Regions from separate parts of the Homo sapiens genome. Here region 1 is linked to region 2. A link is an interaction called in ENCODE POLR2A ChIA-PET data of the cell type or tissue named here. Cell type or tissue: GM12878. All regions are shown on one strand. Links, peaks and the distances in the headings refer to the core of each region. The heading gives the core; the rest is flanking DNA. Region 1 overlaps ACAD10 (acyl-CoA dehydrogenase family member 10). Region 2 holds the start of LOC124903019 (a long non-coding RNA gene).

The links. Peaks named below come from ENCODE experiments on the same cell type or tissue, not always from the same donor. Only the 100,000 strongest peaks of a DNase experiment are listed, where the experiment ranks them.
Region 1: POLR2A ChIA-PET joins it to region 2 with 5 read pairs; 2 of 35 experiments call an interaction of 5 or more read pairs at or near these places.

The regions. Positions count from the first base shown.
Region 1 is chr12:111,692,751-111,701,857 of GRCh38, forward strand. It overlaps ACAD10 (acyl-CoA dehydrogenase family member 10), which reads left to right. Exons shown (of 21, transcript NM_025247.6): 2 at 1-146. Among named protein-coding and RNA genes, the nearest start is that of ACAD10, 11 kb to the left of the region's middle. In GM12878, for the core only: no CTCF peak of the experiment used is centred there; no DNase peak of the experiment used is centred there.
Region 2 is chr12:111,438,849-111,447,592 of GRCh38, forward strand. It overlaps SH2B3 (SH2B adaptor protein 3), which reads left to right. Exons shown (of 8, transcript NM_005475.3): 3 at 7,905-8,006; 4 at 8,094-8,185; 5 at 8,277-8,371; 6 at 8,482-8,696. LOC124903019 (a long non-coding RNA gene) reads right to left here and starts at 5,897. Exons shown (of 2, transcript XR_007063462.1): 1 at 1-5,897. RefSeq lists enhancers at 1-283, 1,296-1,840, 5,417-5,536, 6,287-6,556 and a silencer at 3,795-3,981. In GM12878, for the core only: no CTCF peak of the experiment used is centred there; DNase peaks (open chromatin) are centred at 5,653 and 6,223; H3K4me3 peaks cover 1,193 bases; H3K27ac peaks cover 4,063 bases.

The DNA.
Region 1 (9,107 bases), core at 2,286-7,285, 250 kb after region 2:
GGTGTGGAGAACAGCCTTCCTGAAACACACCCAGCGCAGGCACCAGGGGTCCCACCGATGGACACACCTTGGAGGCAGCACCTACAGAGCGGTGATTTTCGACATGGGCGGAGTTCTCATTCCTTCTCCAGGGAGAGTCGCTGCAGGTGAGCTATTGATTCTGTTTCACTTTGTGGGACTAGAGTGGTGGTGGGAGAATGGAGGGTGATCGGGAAGGCAGAGGGGAACACTTGGGCAGCAGTGTGTCCCAGCAGGCCATGCTCTGGCTCTCGAGTCGAATTCCAAGCACCACTAGGGGGCTGAGTGTCTTGGGCGCATGATTCAGCTTCTCCAAATCTTACTTTCCTCATCATTAAATGAGCTAATGGTAGTGCCTTCCTCCTTGGGATTTGGCGGAGAGTTATCCGTGGGAAGCACTTGCTTAGCACAGTGATTGCTCAGTGCATCCTAAATTCTCAATCAATGATGAGCTGCCATGAATGCTGTGATTAGAATTTAACCACCAAGGCAGGGCACAGTGGCTGAAGCCTGTAATCCCAGCACTTTTGGAGGCCGAGGTGAGAGGGTCGTTTGAGCCCAGGAGTTCAAGACCAGCCTGAGCAACATAGTGAGACCCCGTATCTGCAGAAATTTAAAAATTATCTGGGCATGATGACAGGCACCTGTAGTTCTAGCTACTCAGGAGGCTGAGGTCGGAGGATCACATGAATCCAGGTGGTTGAGGCTGTAGTCAGCCGTGATCATGCCACTGCACTCCAGCCTGGGTAACAGAGCAAGACCCTTACTCAAAAACAAACAACCAAAAATCCCAAAGAATTTAACCACTTCTTCTTGGGAACTGTTCTACTTCTGAAATCTAGAATGCTGAAATTCCCCTTTTGATTACAGCCTTCCTCCCTTCTACCCCACTCCCTCTAAACCTGCTTCTGGACTGACAGGGTAAGGGTCAGCCCTCTGGTCTCTGGTCTTCTCTTTACCAGCCCCTTCCTGGTTTTACTTCTTTTCTACTCAGTTCAGTTTTTATTAGTTAAAGTCGTTTTGGCTTCAAGCAGTAGAAAACCTAACAAAACAGTGACTGAAACAAGCTAGAAGTTTCTTTCTCTTGCACATAAAAGCCCAGGTATGTGGTCTGGGGCACTGTGTGATGCGACTCTGTGGTATCAGGGACTCCGACTCTTTATAGCATGTTGCTCTGCTGTGACTTTTCATTTCCACTCTTACATTGTGGTCTGTCTTGGCTGTGTCGCCTCCTGCTATCATATTCTCATGCCAGCCAGCAGGAAGGACAAAGGGCCAGGCAGCCATCCCTCTCCTTTTGACCTTCTGTGGTGGCTGGTTGGCCAGTTCTCCATCCTAAATCAACCCAGGCACAGGTTTTCTATGCCTGCGTGTCTAGGCTTTCCAGCACTGCTGACCAAATTACTCAGCCGTGCTAACTGGCTGCACAAGCTGGTTTCTGAGCTCCAGCCTCAGTTGGGCCATTGGTGCTACGCCTGAGCCTCTCTGTTCCTTCACTCTTATCTCTCTGTTCCTTCACTCGTATCTCTGTCATGTTTACCTCAGGGGCTGTTCCAGACTGTCCACTCCCCCTGCTCCTTACCACCCCCAAATATTCTTGCTCTGCAGATAGCTGAATCTGTTCTTCTACAAAGAACATAAAGACTAAACCTGAGCAACACAGTGAGACCCTATGGTGAGCTAGGATTGCACCACTGCACCCCAGACTGGCACAACAGTCTTTTTTAGAGAACCTGTCTCTAAAAAAAAAGGCAGCAGGGAAGAACATAAAGATCACTGGACAGAAAGTTTCTTGACTTTCTCTAGAATATCTTAAGAACCAATTCACTTCTCTCCATTGCCACTGCCTCCACCCTTGCCTTCTCTCACCCAAATGATGTCATCAGCCTCCTAACTTCCTCTGCCTCTGGCTCTCTGGATTTTACAAAATCTCCTCCCAGCTCCAGAATTAACCTTTCTAAAACATGGATCGTGCTTCTGCGCTTAGCAGCTCACACCTGTAATCTCAGCAATTTAGGAGGCCGAGGTGGGCAGATCGCTTGAGCACAGGAGTTCAAGACCAGCCTGGCCAACCTGGTGAAACCTTGTCTCTACGAAAAATACAAAAAGCGTACCTGGGCATGGTGGTGCATGGATGTAGTCCCAGCTACTTGAGGGGCTGCGGTGGGAGGAACTCTTTAGCCTGGGCGATTGAGGCTGCAGTGAGCTGAGATTGCACCACTGCACTCCAGCCTGGGTGACAAAGTGAGACCCTGTCACAAAATAATAAATAAAATAAAAATAAAGCATAGATCTTGTTCCTTTCATCCCTGGCTTGAAAATCTTGAATGCCTGCATGTGGTCCCCTAGATTAAGTCTAGAAGCTTTCACCTGGGATTCAGGGCTCCTCTCAGTTTTAGCTTTCCTGCTATGGACTACCTGATGCTCCCCAGGCATGCCAGGCACATTTGCATGTTTGTGCCTTTGCAAGCTGTGTTTCCTCCCTGCCTCCTCTGCCTGTTCAAATCCTACTGATGCTTTTAATGGCAAATTTAAGGGGATATTATTCAGCAATGACTGGAATCTTTTGAACACTCAGTAAATCTCATGGTTGTTACTAACTTCAAGAGTCCTCTTCTGTCAAGACTTCTCCAACCTCATTTGCAACCTGGGCAGAATGTTCCTGGATAGCCAATTCCCATTAAGTTTCACCTTCACCGAGATATTTTTGTTTGCAGTGGGATATGTTCATGTCTCCTCTATGGGGCTCTTGGATTCCAGGACCCCAGGTCTGGGATTTCTTCACTTCACTGTTGCAGTGTTAGCTCTGCAGGCTGGCTCAGTCATTCAGGAAATGTTTGATGGGTAAATGTGAACAAAATAGTGATGCCTTCTACTTTGTCTTTTGCTTGACTGGAGCTTCTAATGTTATTTATTTCAAATGAACCATATCAAGGGTCATTTGATAAGAATATACTAGAATTGGCCAGGTGCGGTGGCTCATGCCTTTAATCTCAGCACTTTGGGAGGACGAGATGGGCGGATCACTTGAGGTCATGAGTTTGAGACCAGCCTGGCCAACATGGCAAAATCCAATCTCTACTAAAAATTCAAAAATAAGCGGGGCATGGTGATGGGCACCTGAAATTGCAGCTACTCTGGAGGCTGAGCAGGGAGAACCACTTGAACCCGGGAAACAGAGGTTGCAGTGAGCTGAGATCATACCATTGCGCTGCAGCTTGGGAGACAGAGCAAGACTCTGTCTCAAAAAAAAAAAAAGTATATATATATATACACTAGAATTACTGTACTATACTATTTTTTTTTTTCTTGAGATGGGATCGCGCTCTGTTTCTTAGGCTGGAGTGCAGTGGTACAATCATGGCTCACTGCAGCCTGAAACTCCTGGGCTCAAGCAATCCTGCCTCAGGCTCCCAAGTAGCTGGGACTACAGGTGTTTGCCACTATGCCTAATTTTTGTTTTTTATAGAGATGGGGTCTTGCTATGTTTCTCAAGCTAGTGTCGAACTCCCGGGCTCAAGTGATCCTCCTGCCTTGGCCTCTTGAGTCATTGGAATTACAGGTGTGAGTTACCATGCCTCACCTGCTGTCTGTTTTTGTATGGCCTGTCAGCCAAGAATGACTTTTATGTTTTGAAATACGTAATTGAAAAATATCAAAACAAGAATAATATTTTGTGACATGTGAAAATTATGTGAAGTTCATATTTCAATGTCCATAAAAATGAAATTTTTTAGAAAACCATCTTGCCCATTTGTTTACATATTGTCCATGACTGCTTTTACCCTGTACTGGCAGAGTTGAGTAATTTCAACAGGGTCCGTAATGCTTTCAAAGCCTAAAATATTTACCATCTGGCCCTTTTCAGAAAAGCTTGATTTAAGCTGTTAGTTTACTATAAAATTAGTACGCACAACAAAGAATTCAAAGTATAGCCCAAACATTTTAGTTTTTTTATTTTTTATTTTACTTTATTTTTCTCCAAGAATGCATTTTCAGACCAAAGCTCAAACACTTTAAGATTGAATTTAGGCCGGGCACAGTAGCTCACGCCTGTAATCCCAGCAGTTTGGGAGGCCAAGGCAGGTGGATCACGAGGTCAGGAGATTGAAACCATCTTGGCTAACGTGGTGAAACCCCGTCTCTACTAAAAATACAAAAAATTAGCCAGGCGTGGTGGCAGGTGCCTGTGGTCCCAGCTACTTGGGAGGCTGAGGCAGGAGAATGGCGTGCACCCAGGAGGCAGAGCTTGCAGTGAGCCTAGATGGCACCACTGCACTCCAACCTGGGCGATACAGCGAGACTCCGTCTCAAAAAAAAAAAAAAATTGGGCATGGTAGTCCATGCCTGTAATCCCAGATACTCGGGAGACTGAGGCAGGAGAATTGCTGGAACTCGGGAGGCAGAGGTTGCAGTGAGCCAAGATAGCACCACTGCACTCCAGCCTGGGTGACAGATCAAGACTCCGTCTTGGGAGAAAAAAAAAATTGAATTCAGAGGGTATAATGATTTCGAAACTTCAAAATGTTTGACTTTAAAATTTTTGTTAGTGTGATAGATGAAAATTCCATCTTTGTGGTTTCTTTTCTTTTCCTTTTTTTTTTTTTTTTGAGACAGAGCATCATTCCATTGCCCAGGCTAAAGTGCAGTGGCGTGATCTTGGCTCACTGCAACCTCCATCTCCCGGGTTCAAGCAATTCTCGTGCCTCAGCCTCCCAAGTAGCTGGTATTACAGGTGTGTGCCACCATGCTTGGCTAATTTTTGTATTTTCAGTAGAGACAGGGTTTCGCCATGTTGACCAGGTTGGTCTCTCTCTTTTTTTTTTTTTTTTTTGAGACAGAGTCTTGCTCTGTCGCCCAGGTTGGAGTACAGTGATGCTATCTCAGCTCACTGCAAACTTCGCCTCCCGGGTTCACACCATTCTCCTGCCTCAGCCTCCCGAAGTAGCTGGGACTGCAGGCATCCACCACCACGCCCTGCTAATTTTTTGTATTTTTATTAGAGACAGGTTTCACTGTGTTAGCCAGGATGATCTCAATCTCCTGATCTGGTGGTCCGCCCGCCTTGGCCTCCCAAAGTGCTGGGATTATAGGTGTAAGCCACTGGGCCTGGCCTTTTTTTTCCTGTTATTTTAATGTTCATTTGCCTGATTGCAACTGAGGTTGCGCCTTTTTTTTTTTTTTTTGAGTCGGAGTCTCACATTTGCCTGATTGCAACTGAGGTTGCGCCCTTTTTTTTTTTTTGAGTCGGAGTCTCACTCTGTCACCCAGGCTAGAGTGCAGTGCTGTGATCTCGGCTCACTGTAACCTCTGTCTCCCTGGTTCAAGCTATTCTCCTTCCTCAGCCTCTCGAGTAGCTGGGACTACAGGTGTGCACCACCACACCTAGCTAATTTTTTATATGTTTTTAGTAGAGATGGGGTTTCACCATGTTGGCCAGGCTGGTCTTGAACTCCTGACCTGAAGTGACTTGCCTGCCTCAGGGTTCCAAAGTGCTGGGATTATAGGCACAAGCCACTGCATCTGGCCTTTTTTTTTTTTTTTTTCAGAGAGCATCTTGCTGTATGGCCCAGGCTGTCAGGCTGGTCTCGAACTCCTAGTCTAAAGTGATTCTCCCGCCTCCTGAGTAGTGAGCCTTTTTTTTTTTTTTTAATATTATTGGTCATTCAGTTTTTCCGTGAATTGCTCACTTTTCTTGTTGATTTTCAGTAAACCTTTTTTTTTTTGAGACAGACTTTTGCTCTTGTTGCCCAAGCTGGAATGTAATGGTGCAATCTTGGCTCACCACAACTTCTGCCTCCCAGGTTCAAGCGATTCTCCTGCCTCAGCCTCCTGAGTAGCTGGGATTACAGGCATGCACCACCACCCCTGGCTAATTTTGTATTTTTAGTAGAGACGGAGTTTCTCCACGTTGGTCAGGCTGCTCTCGAACTCCCTACCTTAGGTGATTGCCCGCCTTGGCCTCCCAAAATGCTGGGATTACAGGCATGAGCCACTGCGCCCGGCCGGTCATAACCGTTTATCTGTTACATGATTTGCAAATATTTTCTCCCTTTTATGCCTTGTCTTTTGATTTTATTGATAATGCTTTTAGCTGTACCAAAGTTTTCTTTTTCTTCCTTTCTTTTTGAAACGGAATTTTACTCTGCCACTCAGGCTAAAGTGCAGTGGAGTGACCTCGGCTCACTGCAACCTCTGCCTCCCAGGCTCAAGCTATCCTCCCACCTCAGCCTCACAGGTAGCTGCACTATAGGCTCGCACCACCACACCTGGCTAATTTTTGTATTTTTTGTAGAGATGGGTTTTCACCATGTTGCCCAGGCTGGCCTTGAACTTGGGAGCATAAACAATCTGCCCACCTCTGCCTCTGCCTCCCAAAGTGCTGGGATTTTAGCCATGAGTCACCACGCCCAGCCTTCTATATTATTTTCTAAGTTTTAGAATTTTGTTTTTCTGACTTGGATATTTACTGTATTGGGAATTTGTTTTGTGATGGCCTGAAAGATGATTTAACTTAATTTCTATTCCATATTGAAACCTAGTTATGCCAACCCCATTTATTGAATAGTCACTGCTAAAAGAGCATAAAATACAGATAAAATTTCCTGCTGCCACCTCGACCCTTTCCCAGTTGGTTCCAGACTTAAGTGGTTATCATTGTGAAAAGTTTCTTGTTTATTTTTGAAAAATTGCCCGTGTGTGTTGGGGGTGGGTGTGGGGGGCATATACAAATTGGATCATATGCTGTAGACTGTTCCATAGCTTTTTTTTGACTCAGTATGATATTTTGCCATCTTTTTCATATCAGTTGGCATATGTCTAGGATCTAGTTTGGAGGTTAGTAAACTTTTTCTATAAAGGGCTAGACATGGTGGATGTGATGGCTTATGGCTACGATCCCAGCACTTTGGGAGGCCGAGGTGGGAGACTGTTTGAGGCCAGGAGTTTGAGACTAGCCTGGGCAACATAGTGAGATCCCCATTTCTACAAAAAATAAAAAAATTAGCTGGGCATGGTAGCACGCACCTGTAATCCCAGCTACTCAGGAGGCTAAGGCAGAAGGATCACTTGATCCTGGGAGCTTGAGGCTGCAGTGGGCCATGACTGTGCCACAGCTCCCCAGCCTGGGCAACAGCAAGACCCCATCTTAAAAAACAAAAATAAAGAAGGGCTAGATAGGCTTTGTGAGCCATACTCTCAGTCACAACTATTCACTTCTACCATTGCAGCAAGAAAGCAATAATAGACAATAGTAAACAAGTGTGGTTGTGTTCCAATAAGACTTTATTTACGAAAATAGGTAGAGCCAGGCATGCTGGTGTGTGCCTGTAGTTCCAGCTACTAGGGAGGCTGAGGTGAAGGTTCATTTGAGCCCAGGAGTTTGAGGCCAGCCTGGGCAACACAGCAAGACCCCATCTCTTAAAAAAATAGATAGGAGACAGATTTGGCCCCAAGCCATATTTTGCTGACCTTTGGGCAAGTTTATATGTTTTAACATCTGTGTGGTATTCCGTTATATGAATATATCATAATTGATGTAATAAACACCTTATTAGTATACATTTAACTTTTCTAGTTCTTTTTATTATGAGCAATTCTGCACAAACAACCTTGTACATAACCTTTGCTTACTTTCATAAATATATATGGAAGAAATTTCTGAAAGTAGAATTACTACGTCAAATGTATGTGCATTTCAGATTTTGACAGAAATTATCAAATTGCTGTCTGCAGAGGTTGTGCTTGTTTACGCTCCCGTCAACAGCATATGATGGTGCCGGTTTCCTCACATGCTTGCCAACTCCGAGACTGTGAAAAATGCTATATGCTTTAGCTCTAAAATTAAAGTATTTTTTGGATTGAGTTTTAAAAGTCTTGTTATTTTCAAAGGACATATACCAGATTGTTAACATTAGTTATTTCTGAAAGAAGATAGGACTGCTTGTCCTTTTACTTTCCTTCCTTCCTTCCTTCCTCTTCTTTTTTTTTTTTTTTTTTTTTTTTTAAGACATGGGGTCTTGCTCTATGTCCCTAGGCTGCAGTGCGGTGGCACCATCATAGCTCATTGCAGCCTCAAACTCCTGGGCTTAAGCGATCCTTCCACCTCAGTTTCCCGAGTAGCTAGAATTACAGGTGCAACCCATCACGCCAAGCTAATTTTTAAATTTTTTCTAGAGACAGGGTTTAATCATGTGGCCCAGGCTGGTATCAGACTCCTAGCCTCAAGCGATCCTCCCATTTTGGCCTCCCAAAGTGCCGGGATTATAGGTGTGAGCTACTGCACCCAGCCTACTTTCTTTTGCATAGTTTTCTATGAAATATATTGTCTGAAAAATTTTCAATGCACAGACACTACTTTATCAGAAAAAAACAACAAAGGTGTTTTAATTCCAAAACAAAAGCTATATGTAAAGTGTATTTTGTCTTAGATATATAATTATGAATGTTGTATGTATATATTTGCCCCCAGCATCTGTATTATAGACAGAAAAAGCAACTGTGGATGAGGAGAAACAGTCCTTGCACAAATGTTCCCAGTATTCTACAGATGCTGATGCTGATCCATCCACTGCCTTAGCTCTTTGTGGACAGAAATTTCCTTCTTGGCCAGGCACAGTGGCTCACACCTGTAATCACACACAGTACCTTGGGAGGCCCGAGGCAGGCAGGCAGATCACCTGAGGTCAGGAGTTTGAGATCAGCGTGGCCAACATGGCAAAACCCTGTCTCTACTGAAAATACAGAAATTAGCCAGGCTTGGTGGTGCACGCCTATAATCTCAGCTACCTGGGGGGCTGAGGCACGAGAATCAGTTGTACCTGTGAGGTGGAGGTTGCAATGAGCTGAGATTGTACCACTGCACTCTAGCCTGGGTGACTGAGTGAGGCTTTTTCTGAAAAAAAGAAGAAATTTGCTTCCTTATCCACAAAGACAGCATTTCAGGCGAACATTTCAGTGTACTCACTCCATGCTGTGAAGAATTACTATAGCCTATAGAAGGAAGGGCATGTTCTAGGGGCCACCAGGATCTGGCTTCTTCCTTCATGTGCTTCCATAGTCTCTGCCAGGTCCAGGTAAGTGACCTAACA
Region 2 (8,744 bases), core at 3,717-8,716:
CCTGGCACACTGAAGAAGAGTGGAGGCCAGTGTGGCTGGATCAGAGCGAGGGAGGGAGGCCCAAGAGGCTGAGGAGGTAACAAGGGTCTCTCAGATGAGGACCACAGGGGAGTTTTTGTTTTTGTTTGTTTGTTTGTTTGAGACAGTCTTGCTCTGTTGCCCAGGCTGCAGTGCAGTGCAGTGGCGCAATCTTGGCTTACTGCAGCCTCTGCCTCCCGGGTTCAAGTGATTCTCCTGCGTCAGCCTCCCAAGTAGCTGGGACTACAGGTACCTGCCACCATGCCCGACTAATTTTTGTATTTTTGTATTTTTTTGTGTGAGATGGAGTTTCGCTTTTGTTGCCCAGGCTGGAGTGCAGTGGCACGATCTTGGCTCACCACAACCTCTGCCTCCTGGGTTCAAGCGATTCTCCTGCCTCAGCCTCCCGAGCAGCTGGGATTATAGGCATGTGTCATCACACCTGGCTAATTTTGTATTTTTAGTAGAGACAGAGTTTCTCCATGTTGGTCAGGCTGGTCTCTAACTCCTGACCTCAGGTGATCTGCCTTGCCTCGGCCTCCCAACGTGCTGGGATTACAGGTGTGAGCCACCGCACCTGGCCTAATTTTTGTATTTTTAATAGAGACAGGGTTTCACCATATTGGCCAGGCTGGTCTTGAACTCCTGACCTTGTGATCTGCCCGCCTCGGCCTCCCAAAGTGCTGGGATTACAGGCGTGAGCCACTGCGCCCAGCCGGGAGTTTCTTTTGAGATGAGATTTTGCTCTGTTGTCGAGGCTGGAGTGCAGTGGCACCATCATAGTTCACGGCAGCCTCAACCTCCCTGCTTCAGCCTCCTGTAGCTGCAGGGGAGTTTTGAGCAGAGGAGGGTAGGCTGGAGCAGCATCGTGGGGGTGGAAATAGCTAATTCTGGACAGACTTGGGCGTAGTCTGATGGGACAGATGGCAGTTTTTGATGCTGCCCAACTCCCAGAGGGCCCAGGTGTCACACTGTTTTCCAGCCTGGCTCCTCTCTCCTCACTGGGGGCTCCTTGTGAATACCCCTTTCCCCCAGCAGTTGTCTGGGACTGGAATCCTGGCTGCTCAGCTCCCAGCATCCACCACTTTCTGCCTTTGAGGGATGGGCCGTGCCTCCCCTCCTGCACATCTTCTGTGGCTCCCTGGCATCTGGGGGGAAGATGGGGGACAGAGGCCTCCCTGCCCAGCTCTCTTGACCTCCCTCAGACCCCAGCCAGCTCAGACGCCGGTGGGTTTCAGATCCACCCAGGTCCCATGTTAAAATGCAGATTCCAAACTCCCTTCCAGATGTCCTGTGCCAGAAGGTCATAGAAGCACCCTGTGCTGTGTTCCCTCCCCCTTGGAGGTCTCTTGAGCCTTCTCATCTGTGAAGTAGGTGAAGGCACAGGAGGGCCACGTGAGGCTCACACACACTGCTCCTTGCACGGAGCTGGCCCGGGGCAGGGTGGTGAGGCTTCTCCTTCATAAATCTCACTGTCCATGATGCCCAGGATTGTCCTTTGCTCTGGAACCATGACGTCCTACTTGGTTTCGTCGTGTCCTTGATGGTGTGACGCCCATTTCTGTGACTTCCTCTTGGAAAACTTTTTGAAAAATGTTGCCGGCCTGTGAATTCCACAATCTGGAAACTGCTGGTGGGCCACCCAGGCTCCAATGCCTGGCACACAGCAGATGCTCACTAAAGGGTGGTGTGGGGTCTGTGAGCGTCATTTCCAGCCACAGTCAAGCCCCTGTTGTCTTCTAGCCTGGGGCTGTGCCTTCTGCCCTCTGGGTGTTGGCTCTTGCTATTCCCTTAACCTCCAGTGCCTTTTTCTCCACCATCCCCACTTCGGAGAATATTCAGCAAACGCTACTGCTCCTTTCTCTGTGCTGGGCCAAGACCGAAAGATGGAAAAGGAAGAGGGAGGCCTTCTTGAGCCTCTGGTGCATGGGAGCAGGGGAGTGACAACTCAGGAGGGCTGCCCAGGGAGGGGCCTTCTTGCTCCCAAGTCTCTCTTAAGGCTGAGCTCCTAAGGCCCTGTGCTCCTCCCTGCCTTACCATTCCCCTGAGATCCTTCCATACCCTCTGGGAGCTCTGTTGCACACACTATGCTCATATTCTCAGGGAAGGGTAGTGGCATTATTATCCCACCTTAGAAAATGCAGACTCTTGCTTGAGCCCAGGAGGTCAAGGCTGCAGTGAGCTAGTTTATACTCTATCCTGGGCAACAGAGAGGGACCCTGCCTCAAAAACAAAATACACACATACACACACGTGGAGACTCATTTTGGGAGGCCGAGGCAGAAGGATCACTTGAGCCAGGAGTTTGAGACCAGCCTGGACAACATAGCGAGATCCTATCTCTATCTCTACAAAAAAATAATCAGCCACATGTGGTGGCATGTGTCTGTAATCCCAGCTACCTGGGAGGCCAAGGCAGGAGGCTCACTTGAGCCCCCAGGAGTTTGAGGCTGCAGTGAGCCAGCCTGGGCCACAGAGCAAGACCCTATCTCTTAAAAAAAAAAAAAAAAAATTGGAAACTGAGGCTAGGAGAGGTGAGTCACTTACCTATGGAAGAGAAGGCAGAGTTGGGACTCAAGCACAGGACTAAGTGTCCCAAACCTCAGGGTGGTGGAGTTGCTGCATGGTTCTGTAGCCCTGAGGGATTTCTGGGCAGGATACTGGATGGCTTTTAGCAACTAGGCTCAGTCTTGATGCTGCCCACCCCAGAGAATGGCTGAGACGCACCACGTTTAAGGAGAGTTTGCGAGGTGAGGACCTTCCTCACCTCAATCCCATATTACCTTGGGATGGTAATAAGGTCTATGAAATAGGTCAAAGTCTGGGTAATGCATGGGTTTAATAGGTTTCTCTGCTGCAGGACTTCTCAGAGTCTTTAATGGAGCTAAGCAGCAGCATTCTCTTTCCACAAATGACTGTCCTCTCTCGGAGAATCCTTTGCATTGGCTGCCAGGAAGCTGAGACAAATCTGTGGCAAGAGGGACTCTTGTCTGTGTTGTAGCAGCTGTCTCCCAGCTCTTTCTGGGTGTCTCTAACCTGACTAAAATCATTTTTGGAAGAAGGCAAGGAATTTTTTTTTTTTTAAGACAGGGTCTCACTCTGTCGACCAGTCTAGAGTACAGTGGTGTGATCTCAGCTCACTGCAACCTCTGTCTCCCAGGTTCAAGTGATTCTCCTGCCTCAGCTTCCCAAGTAGGTTAACTTTTTGATACTAGACAGTAAGCTTGGATTAAGTATTTTCCATAATAATGCTCATTCATCCATCCCGGCAGCATCCACTTCAGGTTCTGGGCTGGGGTGAGGGATCAGCCATCCAGGACAGGATCTGGAATTTGCTCTGCGCCTTTTCAGACCCCCTCCCTCTCCTCCTCCAGTAAGAAGGTCAACAGGACCTGCTTACGGGCCCCCTATTACTGAAAGCAAACTGAACCTCCAGTTAGTGTCCTGCCCAAGGTTTCAAAGGTAAGTAAGTGGTAGAGCTAGGGCTCTTCTAACCACCTGCAGAGCTAGGCCCAGGCTGCCAGATGCCTCCTTGAGGGCATAGGTGTGGCAGAGGCGTGGCTGGTGCTGGAGGGTCGACTGAGGCCTGTCCCACTGCTGCTGTACACCGATGAATGTGGGCTCAAAGGCTCTGGGGAAGGTAAGACCACCAGGGAGCTAGTGTGGCCTGGGGGTTCCCGGGGGTGGGCGGTCTCTCCCCAAGGCTGGTCTGGGCCAAGCCCTTGCTGCTGGGGTGTGTCAGATGCTGCCCTGTGTCCTGCCCTCCAGCGTCCCAGGAGGAGGGGGACAGCCAGCAGGCCTGCTCCTGTTAAGAGCTTCCCCACCTTAGAAAAAGCTCAAGCTGATTCCCACAGCCTTGAAGCCCCATGGTGGCTTCTGGGGGCTGCTGTGGCAGGCTCACCTGTGCCTCTTCCTGCTCTCTCACCAGGGGAGGCCATGCCATCAGCCTTGCTCTCCACGTAGGTGTGGTCACGCCACCAGAGCTCTGGCCTTTGACTGGTGTGTCCAGCCCTGCCCTGCCCCGACTTGCCTGTCTCTGCTGGATGCCTGAGGGCAAAGCCAGTAACAGACCCCACTCAAGCTGGTTATGAGGACCTGGCAGGGTGGGGTGTGGCCCAGTACCTCGGAAGACTCTAGAAGGACCATCCTGGCCCTATAAATGTTTGTGCCAAGACAGGTCCCCTGTCCCTCAGCACACAGAAGGGGCAGTAGGTAGCAAGACAGTTTCCAGGTAACAGCATGAGGGCAAGTGAGGCCTAGAGAGGAAGGGTCTGTTGCCTCCAGCCCGTCACATTCCCTCCAGGCGGGCTGAACAGCCAGGTGGGATAAAGAGGGATCCTCAGGTAGGCGGGAGTCAGGGAGAGCTGCGTGACCCCACGAGGCTGGTGTTTCATCTTCACTTCTCAGATGACGGGACTGTGGCTCAGAGACCTTTGCAGGGGGACTGATCACAGCACAGGGCCATTTGAAGGGAGCCTGGAACTGCATTTCCATGTGGACCCTGGGTGGATCTGGAACCAGGCTGGCTTTCCTAGCTCCCCCGCCCTTTGGCTCCCTTATGTTCTTAGCCTTCTTTTCACAACAAACTCAGAAGCAGCCAAGTAGTTGGTTGTGTTGTCTACAGTTGCACTGAAGCACGTTTTATTTCGGCTAAGTGACAGTCCTTTGTTGTCCCTGTCTTGTAATTAGTTAGGGTAGTATGTTGGTTATATTACGTGGAATTTATTGCAGGATGGTAAGGGAGCATGTGACAAAATGGGGCAATAGTTCTGTAAGGCTGAGAGAAGCTGGGGGTGTACCCAGTGGCTAGGCTACTCAGAGGGGACTGTCATGCTGTCAGTAGTGTAGTGGGAGCCAAGCAGGCTTTACTCACCGGCCTGTTAACAGCTGTGCGAGTCATGCCTTTCGCTTGTGTTAGCTCACCTTGTGAAAAAATGAGCTGAATTACAGATGACAACTAAGGCATGGAGAGCCGAACCCTTTGTCCAGGGTTGTATAGGAAGTGGCAGGGTCAGGGCTGAATCTTAAAACCTAGAGGGTAGGGCCCGGCGTGGTGGCTCATGCCTAAAATCCCAGCACTTTGGGAGGCCAAGGCAGGCGGATCACCTGATGTCAGAAGTTCGAGACCAACCTGGCCAACCAACATGGTGAAACCCCAGCTCTACTAAAAATACAAAAATTAGCTGGGTGTGGTGGCAGGTGCCTGTAATCCCAGCTACTGCGGAAGCTGAGGCAGGAGAATCGCTTGAACTCAGGAGGTGGAGGTTGCAGTGAGCCGAGATTGCGCCACTGCACTCCAGCATGGGCAACAGAGTGAGAATCTGTCTCAAAAAACAAAAACAAAAACAAAAAACCCTAGAGGATAAAAGAACTATAACATCTGGGATAAAGTTAGCTGTTGAAATAAATACAAGTCCTACCGTTGGGGTAGTGTCAGAGCTGGCCTACGTCTTTGACTTTGAGATTCCTAGCAGCCAGAGCAAAGAAAGAAATAGATTATTCCCACTGGAGCCACAGTGGCCATAACAAACAGAAGCCATCTGTTTAGATGCTGGGAATGGAGAAGACTTGCTCCCCAGAAATAGACGCTGCAGGATGTGGTGGGTGACAGTCTACTGTTCAAACCACAAATACCTGAAATGATCTGGCCACTTTGATCACCCAACCACAGTAGAGCCTAAGCAGGTCCAGGGAGCAGCTGTTGCTGGCCTGGCTTGACTTTTGAGGGAGGTGGAATAGCGGGCATGTGAGAGGAGGGAACCTAAAGCCCCCACAGCTGCTGACACAGCCCCCAGGTTTGAGCTTGTCTCCCCTCTCACCCATCCCCCCATATAGCTTAATCTGATGGGCATCTGGTGGTCCTTCCCTGCAGTGGCCAGAGCCTGAGCTGTCCAGGCTGAGGTTTCGACTGAAGCAGGGGTTGTCCTGCGCCCATGTGCCCACACGCTGCAACCTGGCTGGAGCCTCTGGCATAGGACACCCATACCACCAGGTAGCTGTGGCGGACCCCGGCTCTGATACTTGGCAGGCTTGGGTTGAGATTGTGGCTCTAGGCCTGGGCGGCTCTCAAGGGCTGCTGTGGGGAGTTGGGGAAGAACCCCTGGGTTGTGCTCAGCCAGCAGGCAGGTGGCAGCCAGGCTGGCTGTGGGTGAGGAGGGGAATCCTCTTTTCACCACTGCCTGCCTGCTCAGCAGTTCTTCAGCTGCTGGGGGTGGAGCTGGCTTGCAGGGGCCAGAGTCAGAGTGAAACCGGCAGCTCTGCTGGTTAATCTCAGCACTGACACTGGGGACTAGGCCTGGAGCGGAACTGAAAGGGAGACTAGGCCCGTTCCCCTCCAGGCCTGGCCTATATCCTCCCAGTGATCCTTAAGGCCTGCAGCTAGGGGGAAGGGTGGGGGCCAGGCAGGGCCAACTGGAAAAGTAGCAGAAGGAAGTGGCCACTCGCACCTTACCCATCTTGCAGACAGGAAATGAAGGCTCTGCAGGGCTGGCTGGCTGTAAAAATGGGCAAGAGCGCAGAGGCCCCACTCCCTGCACACTGCGCTGTGTCCAGTGCCCGTGTGGATGCCATGTGAGGCCTCACTCTGCCTGCCTCATCCTGGCTGCTGGACCTCTGGGAGTAGGAGGTGAAAATGCCCTGGCTGGTGCTGGTCACTTCAGGCTGGAATTTTCTAGTCATGCAGCTTTCTAGTGAGAGGCCGCAGTGAGCTGTGGCCAGTGTTGGTCATTCCTGCAGTCATTACTCTCCCCCAGCCTGTTGTGTCCGCCAACCAGAGCAGGCCCGGGAGCTCCCAGGAGACCTGCTGGAAGGGCCCAGGTGGCCATCCTGCTCCTGCCAGGCTGCCCTCTTACCTCACTGTTCATTGACTCTCCTGCAGGTGGGGAAGGGGGATAAAGGAGGTGGCCAGGCCACTGGGTCATGATCCTTCCGACAGAGGTACCTGGCAGCTCTGTGTGTAAAGCAAGGTTAAGCATCTGGTTTTGGGGGTCAATTCAACAGCACTAGCAGCTCCAGTCCAAGGTATGCCCTTTTGGGCTGAGGTGGAGGTCAGATCACCTGAAGCCACAGTTGCTAGAACATCCTTTGGGCTGCCTCTGCTTTCCATCCCCCTGCTCCCAGTTTGTTAGGGGTTGTAGTATTTTCCAGGAACACCTGAATGGAGGGGGCCCAGTGGGGCCACTTCTGTCCATTCCTTATCTCATCTCTTTCTCCCCTTTTCTTCTTTCGGCCATCTTTTCAGTCTTATCACAAGAGGAAGGGGAGGGGCAAACCCCCTCCTGAGCAGATTCCCAACCGGAAGCAGCTGGCTCCTTGGCTGCAGAGTGCCCCAGCACAGGAAGCATCTGCAGGGTCAGTTGAGACCTGGGAGCAGGTTTCCTGCTGGCAAAGGAACAGTGGCTAACTCCTATCCACCCTGCAGCCCTATGTGCCGGGTGTCCTGGGAAGGTCCAGGGCCAAGATTTTGTGGTTTTACAGTGGCTATAACTTAGGCTAGCCATGCTAGGCTCTGCCCCTTTGGGCTTGGTGTGATGAGACCGTCAGCAGCTGCTATCACCTGGCTGGGCAGGGAGCTGTTTGCTCACCAGTGGGAAGAGAAACGGATGTCAGACACATGGCAGAGTGGGAATGTCTCCAAGTCCAGGTCCAATGGGCTGGGAGGGCTGGCCTTCTGCCAGCACATGCTTCTTGGGATCTCAGTGTGAATGGTGTTCAGGAGGCTAGGGGAAGGCACCCTGGACCTCACTACAGGCTCAGAGCCTGCCCAGCAACACCATGGATACTCTCTCTAAAAGGGGGACTCCTGGGGAGACTATAGACAAACTCAGGCCTGGCTGGAAGAAAGAGCATCAGGAACAAGCCTTGAGTACCCCAACTTGGTCTCGTAGAGTTCAAGGCCCAAGCTACAAGCAGCTTGCTCCAGCATCCAGGAGGTCCGGTGGTGCACACGGCTTGAGATGCCTGACAACCTTTACACCTTTGTGCTGAAGGTGAGTGACAAGGCTTTTCACACCCTGGGGCAATACAAATACATACACATACAGCAGACCCAACCCTGTTCCCTTCCTCCCTGCCAGGTGAAGGACCGGACAGACATCATCTTTGAGGTGGGAGACGAGCAGCAGCTGAATTCATGGATGGCTGAGCTCTCGGAGTGCACAGGCCGAGGGTGAGGTCCTGGGCCCTCGTCCCTGGCACCACCTTTGCTGCTACCACCCCTGACCTGCCCAGATCCTTAACCTCAGCCTCTTCTCCAGCAGGCTGGAGAGCACAGAAGCAGAGATGCATATTCCCTCAGCCCTAGAGCCTAGCACGTCCAGCTCCCCAAGGGGCAGCACAGATTCCCTTAACCAAGGTGGGTAAACCAATAGCTAGGCCATTGTCTTCTGGGTACGCTGGAACCCAGACTCAGCCCAGGACATAAGGTAGCCCCCTGCGACCACCATCACCCATCTTATCTAACAGGTGCTTCTCCTGGGGGGCTGCTGGACCCGGCCTGCCAGAAGACGGACCATTTCCTGTCCTGCTACCCCTGGTTCCACGGCCCCATCTCCAGAGTGAAAGCAGCTCAGCTGGTTCAGCTGCAGGGCCCTGATGCTCATGGAGTGTTCCTGGTGCGGCAGAGCGAGACGCGGCGTGGGGAATACGTGCTCACTTTCAACTTTCAGGGGATAGCCAAGGTATGGGGTGGGGTGGGGTGGGGTGGGGCAGGCAGGACCGTGCCACCC